2 separate regions of the Homo sapiens genome follow, and region 1 is linked to region 2. The links are chromatin contacts, found by Hi-C in ENCODE. All regions are on one chromosome and are shown on one strand. The core of a region is the stretch at or near the end of the contact, and the rest is flanking DNA. Distances in the headings are between cores, read along the strand shown. Region 1 has its middle 7.5 kb from the start of GPR15. Region 2 overlaps LINC00973 (long intergenic non-protein coding RNA 973).

The links. A loop is a pair of places that touch in the nucleus more often than their neighbours do. Pooled maps may share reads with other maps.
Region 1: a pooled map shows a loop between it and region 2 (4-fold over the local background). The contact joins two enhancer-like sites. A Hi-C loop is called at or near these places in 4 of 50 pooled maps.

The regions. Positions count from the first base shown.
Region 1 is chr3:98,536,436-98,542,462 of GRCh38, reverse strand. No RefSeq gene overlaps it. Among named protein-coding and RNA genes, the nearest start is that of GPR15, 7.5 kb to the right of the region's middle. Within about 2 kb of position 3,787, at least 5 of the 41 ENCODE cell types and tissues checked have a DNase peak (open chromatin) inside an H3K27ac peak, as active enhancers do.
Region 2 is chr3:98,969,220-98,975,249 of GRCh38, reverse strand. The region is part of intron 1 of LINC00973 (long intergenic non-protein coding RNA 973); the gene reads right to left. Among named protein-coding and RNA genes, the nearest start is that of LINC00973, 58 kb to the right of the region's middle. Within about 2 kb of position 3,974, at least 5 of the 41 ENCODE cell types and tissues checked have a DNase peak (open chromatin) inside an H3K27ac peak, as active enhancers do.

The sequences.
Region 1 (6,027 bases), core at 2,538-5,037, 430 kb after region 2:
TATCTAATGTGGAATATAGGTTTGGAGTTTGTGGAAAGATTTATAATACCCTGGCAATAGCCGGTGGAACTCCTGACTATCACACAGTGATTAGAAATCACTATTTTTGGTCCAATACTAGGCATATTGGACCTGAATTCAGAAAAGTTTTCCATTTAAATAGAAAATCAATGTTACACCAAGAAAGGGCTGAAGTAAAGGATATTGCATCAGTTATTTCTCTACTCAAGTACAGCTGGAATGATCAAAAAAGTTAAAGGACAGTGGCAAGATTGCTCCTGATGACTGTAATAGACTCCCTGTCCCTCATAGTTACAGCATATCATAAACAAAAGACATTCAAGCAAAAGTATGAATATAAAAATTTAATATTTAACATTTTAAATGTTTTTCATTTTTATTTTAATCAATGGTGAGATTTTTCTAGCATGTTCAGTTTAGTTCAACAATGATGAGTGCTTGATATGGAAGAAGCCAAGCATATGGCTACAAAAAATGAAGATGTGGCTTCTTCTCTTCCCCCATCCCCAGGGTGGAGGGAGCTCTCTTCCTACCTGGTGGACAGACATGGCACCAGATGAGTCACTATGCAGGATGCAATAGTTGCTGTGCTAAGAGACATTATGGGAGAATAAAGGTCCTGCCTGCATGCTGAAATGTTCATCACCATTTTCAAATTTTAAATGCATAGCAGTTCTAAAACTGTTGCTTTTAAGGAATTGGGTACTTGTAAAGGAAACAGCGGGTCATCCTAGAAAGAAACAGATGATTACTAGGGGAGGTCTCAAGGCCAATGTAGGGATTATACTCACAGATCAGAAACACAGTAATTGAAAAACTAGAGGACCTACAACTCAGAAATGATGTTTTATAATAAATTTAGCTACTATTTTTATCTTGGGTACTTCATTGAAAGCCTAAACTAAATTTTAGCTTTTTTTATTACTACAAAATTAATGCATTTTTTTTTGGAAAATACAAGTAATAATAAATATAAAAATCACTTGTAACTTCACAAAGTTAACATTTTGCTGTATAGGGTTCCAGTATTTTTGCATTCATATATGAATAAAATAGTCACAAATAATGTGGTCATCCTATAGATATAGTTTTGTAGTCTGCTTTTTTCACTTAATTTCATTGGATTTATTATTAAGGTCTTTCCACTTCAGTATATGGTACAGTATTTTTAAAGGCTGCATAGTATTCCATTGTAAGAAAGTGCATGAATTTTAATTTACTCAGTCAATTTGGACATTTGGATTGTTTTCACTTTCCTGCTTTTATGAACAATGCTGCAATAAAAATACATGTGCATATGTCTTTTCACCTGGCCGTAATGATTTTTTAGGGCAAAATCTTGGAAGTGGAATTGCTTTTGATATAGGTTTCTAAATTTTTTCTACAAAGCTTAATCAATTTACACTCAATAAGCTTCCCTCACACCCGCAGACCCAATCCTGGTCAACCTTAGTATTTAATGTTTCACTCTTTGTCAGTTTAATAGGTAAAACCATATTTTGTTTTTTTTAATATTATGTATCATGCTAAATATAAATTTACAAACTTTTTGGCAGTATTCTTTTCTATGTTTGAATTATTATAGGAAAGACACATTGATTTGAAATCCTGAGGACTAAGTTATACAGTTCTGAATTGACTTTTACTCAATTCTTTACTGATTTTCCGATTTTTAAGCTATTTCTATTAACATACACAAGTCAGGTCTGAATTGCATAAACATCTTTTTTATTAGAAATAAGGTAGCCATTCTCATCTATCTTCAAGTGCTCTGAATCTGTATTTTTGCTTTAAACATGAAACCACAGGCCAAGTTTCGTTTCTCATTTACCACTTCTCCACCTGAGTTGTCAGTTTTGCTTTTGCTCTAACTCAAGGCCAAATGAAAGGGCATCTCATTAAATCACTGTGCTGGGCAAGGTTCATGTAAAGTTATCTACTTTGCTTTGCATACTTTTTTTTAGTTTGTCATTTGGAAATAAATTTAAACCTAATACTGTTCAAGATGTGTTCTTGTGTTTAAAATAATGAGTCTATACGTTTAAAGTCTTAAAGATTTTTAAGACTCGAGAGTCTTAACATCTATAAAGACAATGATAGCATTTTCATTTGAGGATGCTAATGTGAACACTTTAAGGAAATGTAACAATGTTTAGGAAATAACCATATCAAAATGACAATTACATAAGTGACTTGTATATGGACTAAGTATGGGCTTCTCCTAAACATTGGAAAAGACCAAGGAAAGTTATTTGACTTGTAATTTTCATTGCATATACCGGGCTCTTCTTGGGTGTCACTATTTCATTCTTTGATTAAAAAAAATAAACAACTATGTGGATTCTAAACTCCATGAAAAACAAGTTCTGCTTCTACCTTTTTAACTCCTATAGAGTCGAATAAAGTGATATACATATATCACTATATATATTTATTGTGAACAAATACAAATATATATATATATATATTTGTTCAACCTTTTTTTTTTTTTTGAGATGGAATTTCGCTCTTGTTGCCCAGGCTGGAGTGCGATGGTGTGATCTCAGCTCACTGCAACCTCCACCTCCCGGCTTCAAGCAATTCTCCTGCCTCAGCCTCCCGAGTAGCTGGGATTACAGGCATTTGGCACCATGCCCAGCTAATTTTGTATTTTTAGTAGAGACAGGGGGTTTCTCCTTGTTGGTCAGGCTGATCTGGAACTCGTGGCCTCAGGTGATCCACCTGCCTTGGCCTCCCAAAATGCTGGGATTATAGGCGTGAGCCATCACGCCCCGCCTCAACTTTTTTTTTTTTTTTTTTTACGTAGAGATGGGGTCTCACTATGTTGACCAGGCTGGTCTCAAACTCTTAGCCTCGAGTGATCCTCCCATCTCGGCCTCCCAAAGTACTGGGATTACAGGCCTGAGCCACTATGTCCAGCCATGTTCAACTCTTTAGTAGAAATTTCAATCCATTTATATGCTTTTTGTAATTGCTGATATATTTATGCATACATATGCCATTTTATTTTGTGTTCTTTATTTACTATGCTTTTTCTTTGCTTTATTTTCTCCTTTCTTGTATTCTGTATTTTGTTAGTGGATAAAATAGTTAAATTCATCTCAAGTACTTCAGTCTGAATATTAACAGCAACATTCAACAGATGCTTTTCAGCTGCAACTGTATACAGTATGTTTGTGTGTTTGTGTATGTGTATAAGAGAAAGAAAGAGGCTGGGTGCAGTGGCTCATGCCTGTAATCCCAGAACTTTGGGAGGCCAAGGTGGGCGGATCACTTGAGGTCAGGAGTTTGAGACCAGCCTGGCCAAAATGGTGAAACTCCATATCTGCTAAAAATACCAAAAAAAAAAAAAAAAAAAAAGGAGCCTAGCATAGTGGCGCATGCCTGTAATCCAGCTACTCGGGAGGCTGAGGCAGGAGAATCACTTGAATCCTGGAGGCGGAGGTTGCAGTGAGTCAAGATCGTGCCTCTGCACTCCAACCTGGATGACAGAATGAGTGAGACTCCATCTCAAAAAAAAAAAAAAAAAAAAAAAAAGAGAAAAAAGATATTTTGTGAATGTGTAACTGCAATATGCCTGTTTTAGAATCCACCAGTTACAATAAAAAGATTTAACAATTTTTATGGTTGTCATAGTGTATTGTGTACGATAGACATTTTGCATTCACAGTTTGATGTTTGAGATTTTGACTGAAACTCCACAGTTGTATGACATAAAAAGCAGACATTTAAACCACTGACCTATGAGGTGATGCGGAATGAGTCACTTAACTAGTGAGTCAGGCCAAACACTTAGGATAGATATCTCCTTTCAACTTTTCTTTTTATACATTTTGCAATAGCTCTGAAAACATTACATTTTATTCAATTTGTATGAAGTAGATTATATGCTATATTGGAGTTGGCAAATTTAGGGATTTGTGAAGGTTTTACAATGGATGGTTATGAAATACAAAGGGTCTATATATACTCTGTAAGGAAAAGAGCAGTATTGCTTGCTGAAGACTTTGCCACAGATTTTTTTAAATTAAAAATAAAGTCTCCAGTCATATGTAATTTTTGATGCATAAAATTTTAATTTCTGAATAAACATCACAATAGTAGTTTATATCTCCTGTTTTGTATATAATTAAGAGCAAACAAAAGAGTGCATTTATAGTATACAGGTCACAAATATGCTAGGCAGGAGCACTTTTTTGTTTTATTTTGAGCTAATAGAAACACAGAAATAAAATATTTTAAATCAGAATTGATAGGGCCGGGCGCGGTGGCTCAAGCCTGTAATCCCAGCACTTTGGGAGGCCGAGGCGGGCGGATCACAAGGTCAGGAGATTGAGATCATCCTGGCTAACACGGTGAAACCCCGTCTCTACTAAAAATACGAAAAAAAATTAGCCGGGCGTGGTGGCGGGCTCCTGTAGCCCCAGCTGCTCGGGAGGCTGAGGCAGGAGAATGGCGTGAACCTGGGAGGCGGAGCTTGCAGGGAGCCGAGATCGCGCCACTGCACTCCAGCCTGGGCGACAGAGCAAGACTCCGTCTCAAAAAAAAAAAAAAAAAAAAAAAAGAATTGATAGGACCTAGCAAGTAAAAATGCTAAATTTCCTATCAATGTTGACAAACATGAGATACTCATAGATGATGTTTAACTCTCTCTAACATGGAAGTGTTAGAAAACTAGTTAATTATTACATATATTTAATTAGCAAATAAGAAAAATCACCGAATAATATCAAATTGATGAACATCTTTTACTAGGTTGGCAGATAATTTTAATAATAATGTGAATATTTTATCGTAGATCCTTAAGCATATGCAGCTAACTCAGAAAGTTTCATTGTGATTTGAAAGTACCTTTGGATCTTAGAAATTTGGTGCTTATGTATATAAACCAGAAATTTTTTAGTTTAATAATGTCTGCTCAACTAGCAGAATACTTTCCCCCTACTTTTAGATGAACAATGAACATTTTATGTAAATTTACATTTCACTACCATTTACCTTGTCATAAGAACCTTTATGAATAGTTTGATACTTTGGATATTTAAAGTAGGGTTTTTTTTGTTTTGGATTTTGTTTTTAATGCTGTAGGTTTATCTTAGGATGCAATTTGCACTTGTCATATATGTTTAGGAAATATAGCTCTATTAAGGAAATGACAAAGATAGCAAGAACCAATGAGTGTAACTCGCCCTAGGGTGGATTTTTACATTTGCAATATAAAATCAAGTCAGTGGCACAGTTGTTTTTCCCTGTACACTTATACGTAAAGTCTAGTCGTAATCGTTTACTTCTAAAATTGATAAAAACAAAGAATATTGGCTCAAAAAAAAAAGCTTTAAATAATAACCGGCATTTGCAGGGGAAAATCCAATCAACATCAAACTCCGTGAAAGACAAAAGGAACTCGCAGTAGTCAGTAACTGTTCGCAAATATTTTGGTAGTTAAAATTACCCTCTTGCTTTTTCTCCTATGGCACCTCTTTCTCTAATGGGGCTGGAGCCATTATCTTGCTGGCAGGTTACACCAATGGTCTGGTTTTAGAAGCAAATTTGTAATTCTTTTAGTTTTGCTCAGCTTTTATGAATGAGCTCTGCAGGAAAACAGGTTCTTTGTGGCATGCACATATGACAAGTCATTTCTCTCTTCTGAGATCGCTAGGTAGAATAGAGAGTGATTTGAGGAGTCAAGATGAATCACAGAGGAAGATTTTTTTCCACTCACCTTACCACCATACTGTGCATTTATGCATCTATTTAAAAATTAACTTGTGACCCCTAGTAATGGTCGGTTCTCAGTCACGCACATAGCTTCCCTTTAAGACTGCTGTTAAAACTTTTCACTACAGAAGTGATTTTGACTTGTTAAGAGTGGACAGGTTAAGGGACTCCCAGGAATATCAGGTTAGTTTCAACCTTTCAATACAACCCAAATGGAGTAAATGTGTTTGGGACTATGTTTGCGACTATGCGTGTCTTGATTACATTTCTTTTAAAATTAATTATAAA
Region 2 (6,030 bases), core at 2,725-5,224:
TTTGCCTGGTTTTTAATGGGGTTGGTTTTTTTTTTCTTGTAAATTTGTTTAAGTTCCTTGTAGATTCTGGATATTAGACCTTTGTCAGATGGATAGATTGCAAAAATCTTCTCCCACTCTGTAGGTTGCCTGTTCTCTCTGATGATAGTTTCTTTTGCTGTGCAGAGAAGCTCTTTAGTTTAATTAGAACCCATTTGTCAATTTTTGCTTTGATTGCAATTGCTTTTGGCAATGTCATCATGATATCTTTGCCCATGCCTATGTCCTTAATGGTATTGCCTAGATTTTCTTCTAGGGTTTTTATAGTTTTGGGTTTTATATGTAAGTCTTTAATCCATCTTGAGTTAATTTTTGTATAAGGTGTAAGGAAGGGGTCCAGTTTCAATTTTCTGCATATGGCTAGCCAGTTCTCCCAGAACCATTTGTTAAATAGAAAATCCTTTCCTCATTGCTTGTTTTTAGCAGAATTTTTAAATTATATTTAATGTGATTGATTCTTGGCCTTTGCCCTTGAAAACTGAGCTAACATTTACACTGGCTTCCTATTTGTAATTATGAGATCAGAGGCAACTCACTAACAGATAGTTAGTAGTTCAGTCCCTCTCCAAAGAAGATGGTTTAAAGTGCTGAACAAACATGACACCAATATCTCTCAACTTCTATGGGAACAGGAAATGACTGGGTACCTAAAGGTTAGTTCTCTAAAGACAGAGAGAAAAAGGTGGGTCAAGGACTTCATTTTTTTCTGTATCCCATCCTTTTATTTGTTATTCCAAAAGAAAAGCCTGTAACAACTGGGAGAACAAATTAGGATAAGAGATGATTAAAAAGCTGAACTTAATTAAAAGAATGGACTTTTGAGAAAATAATAAAAGCACTGGTTTAATGACAGCAGAATAGTCACACGTATTGAGAAAGGGAATAGAAATCAAAAAAATGCATAAGATATAACAAAAAGGATAAGATTTATCCATAATAATAGTTAAATTAGTATACTTTGCTACATGCCATTTAGGTACTGCCATTTGAAATCCTCAGAATAACCTCCAGAGGTAGATGCTATGGTTTAAATGTGTTTCCTCCAAAATTCAGGTGTTGCCAATGTGACAATATTAGAAGGTGGAGCCTAAACCTTAAACAGGTGCTTTAAGATTAGGCCATGAGGGCTCCTTCCTTGTGAATGGGATTAGGTGCCCTTATAAAACGCTCTGACTTGGGGAGTTCATCCTTCTATTAGCCTTCTGCCTTTCATCATGTGAGGACACAGCAAGAAGGCTCTCATCAAATGCCAGCACCTTGATCTTGGACTTCCCTGCTTCTAAAACTGTGAGAAATACATTTCTGTTCTTATTAATTAACCAGTTCTTGACCAGATCTTGGGCAAGTTACATAACCTCTCTGAGCCTCATCTTTCTCCATGGTAAAATAAAGATGTCAGTAATTTCTATACCAAGGGATTATTTTGAGGATTAAGTGGGCTGCTTTTGCTAAAGTGTTTAAAATGGTGACTAGTCCATAATAAGTATTAAAATGTTTTAGTTAATTAAATTGTAAAAATCCACATAGGTTAAGGCAAAAAAGTTTAAAACTTCAGTATGAATTGACTACTTATTGCTTTACAATCAATATTGACATTACATGTAGCCCATATTTGCCAACTGCTAATTATTTTGTAAAAAAGTCAACCTAGGCCGGGCGCGGTGGCTCACGCCTGTAATCCCAGAACTTTGGGAGGCCAAGACAGGTGGATCACGAGGTCAGAAGATCGAGACCATCCTGGCTAACACGGTGAAACCCCATCTCTACTAAAAATACAAAAAATTAGCCGGGCGTGGTGGCGGGCGCCTGTAGTCCCAGCTACTCGGGAGGCTGAGGCAGGAGAATGGTGTGAACCCAGGAGGCGGAGCTTGCAGTGAGCTGAGATCTAGCCACTGCACTCCAGCCTGGGCGACAGAGCGAGACTCCATCTCAAAAAAAAAAAAAAGTCAACCTAATCCTTAAAAAAAAAAAAAAAAACTGTTCTGTGAAAGAAATTAAATATGGCCCTTGGCACTCAGTCTTTTTGTTCCCCTTAACAGCACTTCCTTCTTTGCTACCTCTATTTTCAGCCTGGTTCTGCCTGCGTGGTGGTTCCCAGTACCTGCAGGCCTCCTTCATCATCCTACAGCTAAAAATGGCAGTGAAAAACTTATTACCCACATGTACAACTAAGTTTCAGAAGAATTCTCATTGGCCTAAATTGGGTCACATGATAATCCCTGAACCAATCACTGTGACCAGTGAACTGGATGTGTTGATTGGTCAAGCTCGGGTCACACAGACAAGGGGGAAGGAGAGTCCACCCCAGCCATACCACATAAACTGTGAAAGATTATATCTTAAGGAAAATGAAGGTGCTGTTATGAGAAGATGGAGTAACAAAGGCTAGAGACAAGACAATAAATCTTTGCTATAATGACGAATAATATTTTTGTGCCACAAAAAAAAATTTTACTGGGAAATAGAAAACTTCGTTTTCATACTTTGAAAGATAATGACAAACTGTCATTCCAAGGTTAAAAAACGCTAATAATTTTGTTCCTATGGAATTTTCCTTCTGCTAAACTATGTATTATAGTTTTCTTTCCTGTTAAGAAAAGATTCTTTTCATAAACAGAGCAGTTTTAATATGTATTTTTAAAATTTTTGTTTTGTTAACCATTTGCAGATCTTATTTGGAAATTACATTAACTTTGTTCCTTTTAGTTCTCTTATAAAGAAAAGTGAGATAATGAACACATACTCAAGGAAACAGAGAATGACGGACTTGTTGAAAGTGCAGTGAAACCAACCTCCCTCTCTCTCTCTCTCTGTGTGTGTGTGTGTGTGTGTGTGTGTTTAATATTTCCATGATGACTCCTGGGAAAGAACCTCTGGGATTTATATTCCCTTCCAATCCTTCCCTCCCCCAGAGTGAGATCATAGCTCATTCGGTCCTTTTGTGTTTTCTTTACATTGCCCTTCAAAACACATTTAATAATGCATCCAGAAAAACTAAAATTAGGGTAACTAGATGAAGAAAATTTATGTCAAAATTCATATTGGAGAACTGCTGCTTTTTATCTTCTTAAAATCAGAAGGAACCATGATCAAAAGCCACTTTTAATTTAATTTCTTAAAAATCTTAGTACATATACTTAATCAGAAGCCCAAATAAAAGTGATATCTGGAAACTCCCGATATTCTATTCTGTGGTTAATTTTGTCATGCTATGTTATCGGAATTTTTCTGTGCTCCTATAAAGTGCCACTCATCACATTTTAAAGTGTTTATCTTTTATGGTTGCTTACTTCATCCTTTTCCTAATTTGCTGAAATGATTTTTCTAAAGAATTACTTTAGATAAAATTTGGCATTTGCCTTACTCAAAAAATGTAGGCCATTTTATAAGCCATGGTGAATTCTTCACAGCACAAAACTGACATTACATATTAGCTTTGTGTAACGTTAACCTCAGGGACCATGAGATGTACTTAGTATTAATTTGCCCTTATTTCCCTGGCTACCTACTGAACGTGAATTCCCCCATGCTCAGTAGGCTGAGCCCACTCTGTGGGCTGTCCTTCTACTGACTTCCTCTACATCTTATTCTCAAGTGAGATGTAAGAATTTTTTAGCTCAGAGGTGTCAGTCCGCTGACTCTGACATGTGTGTGTTGTAACCCCTGCCATACATCATTCCACAGACAGGGTATAACAAACTGATATTTCTATGAATAGAGGAAAAAACCTCATATACAAAGTCCCCAAACCTCATTCAATTATGTGGGTGATTCAACCAAGCCCAATCTCCAAGTTCACATCTTGGAAAAAAAGGCCCATTATCTTTCTTTATGTTAGAGGACATTATGACTAAACATCATGCTCATCAATGATTATGCTTCTCTGATATGTCAAGAACCTCTGTCTCATAACCATTAGGAAATGTGTCATCTAGTAAATCACCCTAACTTCCTGGGGAGATGAAAGGATCAAAGTAAGAATAATAGTCTGTATGATTCATTGGCATGTAATTTAGAGAAGGTATATTGTTAGGATAATCATTTTTAGTGTTGGAAATCTTGCCTCACTTCTTCAAATTTCTTATTCTGAAATCGAAGTCCTTAGATCACTAGTAAGTTCTTCAACAGAGACTTAAAAATAATGGTGACATTTTCAAAAATTCTATTGCCATGTTCTCAAAGCACTTTTATTTGCAATAAAGGGCTAAAATGTGAAAGGTCATTCTAATGTATTCTTTTTTAAAATGAAGCATCAATGGAGATTTGATTTTTATTTATTTTTTATTATTATTTATTTATTTATTTATTTTTGAGACGGAGTCTCACTCTGTCACCCAGGCTAGAGTGCACTGGCGTGATCTCGGCTCACTGCAACCTCTGTCCCACCCAGGTTCAAGCTATTCTTCTGCCTCAGCCTCCCCAGTAGCTGGGACTACAGATGCACACCACCACACCTGGCTAATTTTTGTATTTTTAGTAGAGACAGGGTTTCACCATATTGGCCAGACTGGTCTCGAACTCCTGACCTCATGATCTGCCCGCCTTAGCCTCCCAAAGTGCTGGGATTACAGGCCTGAGCCACCATGCCTGGCGGAGATTTGATTTTTTATCACCATACAATTAATAACTTGGGTGCTACTGTGAAAACAAGCAATGTCTTTGAGTGTGCTAATAAGTCTCAGTAATAAGTTTTATGCAAAGGCAGCTAAAAAAATGGGAGTGTATGAATGCTGTAGGAAGTGAAGAGGAAAGAAATGAGAGGAAAATGAAGGGAAGGGAAAGGAGGAAATGGCAGTGAGAAGATGTAGATGTAGCCTACGTAAAATATCCTTGACAGGTTAAATAAGCAACTGTTCACAAAGGGAGTAAGTGCCTGACCCATCTACACAGAAAATGTGACAGAGTTCTCAGACCTCTGGATAGATGTGAGGAGCATTTTTCAGTTTAGACTAAAGGTAGAGGTTTCTCTAGTCCAAATCTAAGTATAATAAAACCTTCCCATTGCCATAATTCGAAACAAAAAACAGTCATACCTACTTAGCTTCCTTCCTGAATAACTCAATTCAAAAACCATTAGGTGGGGTCTTAGTGAGCTACTAGTCCATATGGGGTAGGAGAGAAGTGAGACTACAGTGGCCTACCACTGGGTAAGAGTCCCCATGAAGGGGTAGCAGTAGCTGAGCATAGGACCAGGAGATTAAGAACACAGGTTGAGGCCGGGTGCGGTGGCTCACGCCTGTAATCCCAGCACTTTGAGAGGTTGAGGTGGGCGGATCACGAGGTCAGGAGATCGAAACCATCCTGGCTAACACGGTGAATCGCCGTCTCTACTAAAAATACAAAAAATCAGCCGGGCATGGTGGCGGGCGCCTGCAGTCCCAGCTACTCGGGAGGCTGAGGCAGGAGAATGGTGTGAACCCAGGAGGCGGAGCTTGCAGTGAGCCGAGATCGTGCCACTGCACTCCAGCCTGGGCGACAGAGCGAGACTCCTTCTCAAAAAAATAAATAAATAAGTAAGAATACAGGTTGAGCACCCCAAATCCAAAAGTAAGAAATCTAAAATGCTCCAAAATTCTGAAGTTTTTAGTGTCAACATGATGCTCAAAAGAAATGCTCATTAGAGGATTTCAGATTTTGAATTTTCAGACTTCAGATGCTCACCTAGTAAGTATAATGCAAATATTTCACAATCCAAAAAAATCTGAAATCTGAAACACTTCTGGTCCCAGGCATTTTGAATAAGAGATACTCAACTTGTATATGAGCATAATGGGAACCAGCTTTCTCATTCTCATGAAAAAAGCAAAAACTGGAATGAATCCTGTGGTGTTGGATTGGATTTCAAGGTATTGATATGAACTCATAGTTTTTATCAATTGATAGATAAGTGCATAGATAGAATGATATCAAAATAGAGATAAAGAAATAAATATAAATATTGTGGTAGCCTGTCTCTAAAATGGTCCCCAGTTTTTCTTGCCTCGGAAGGTA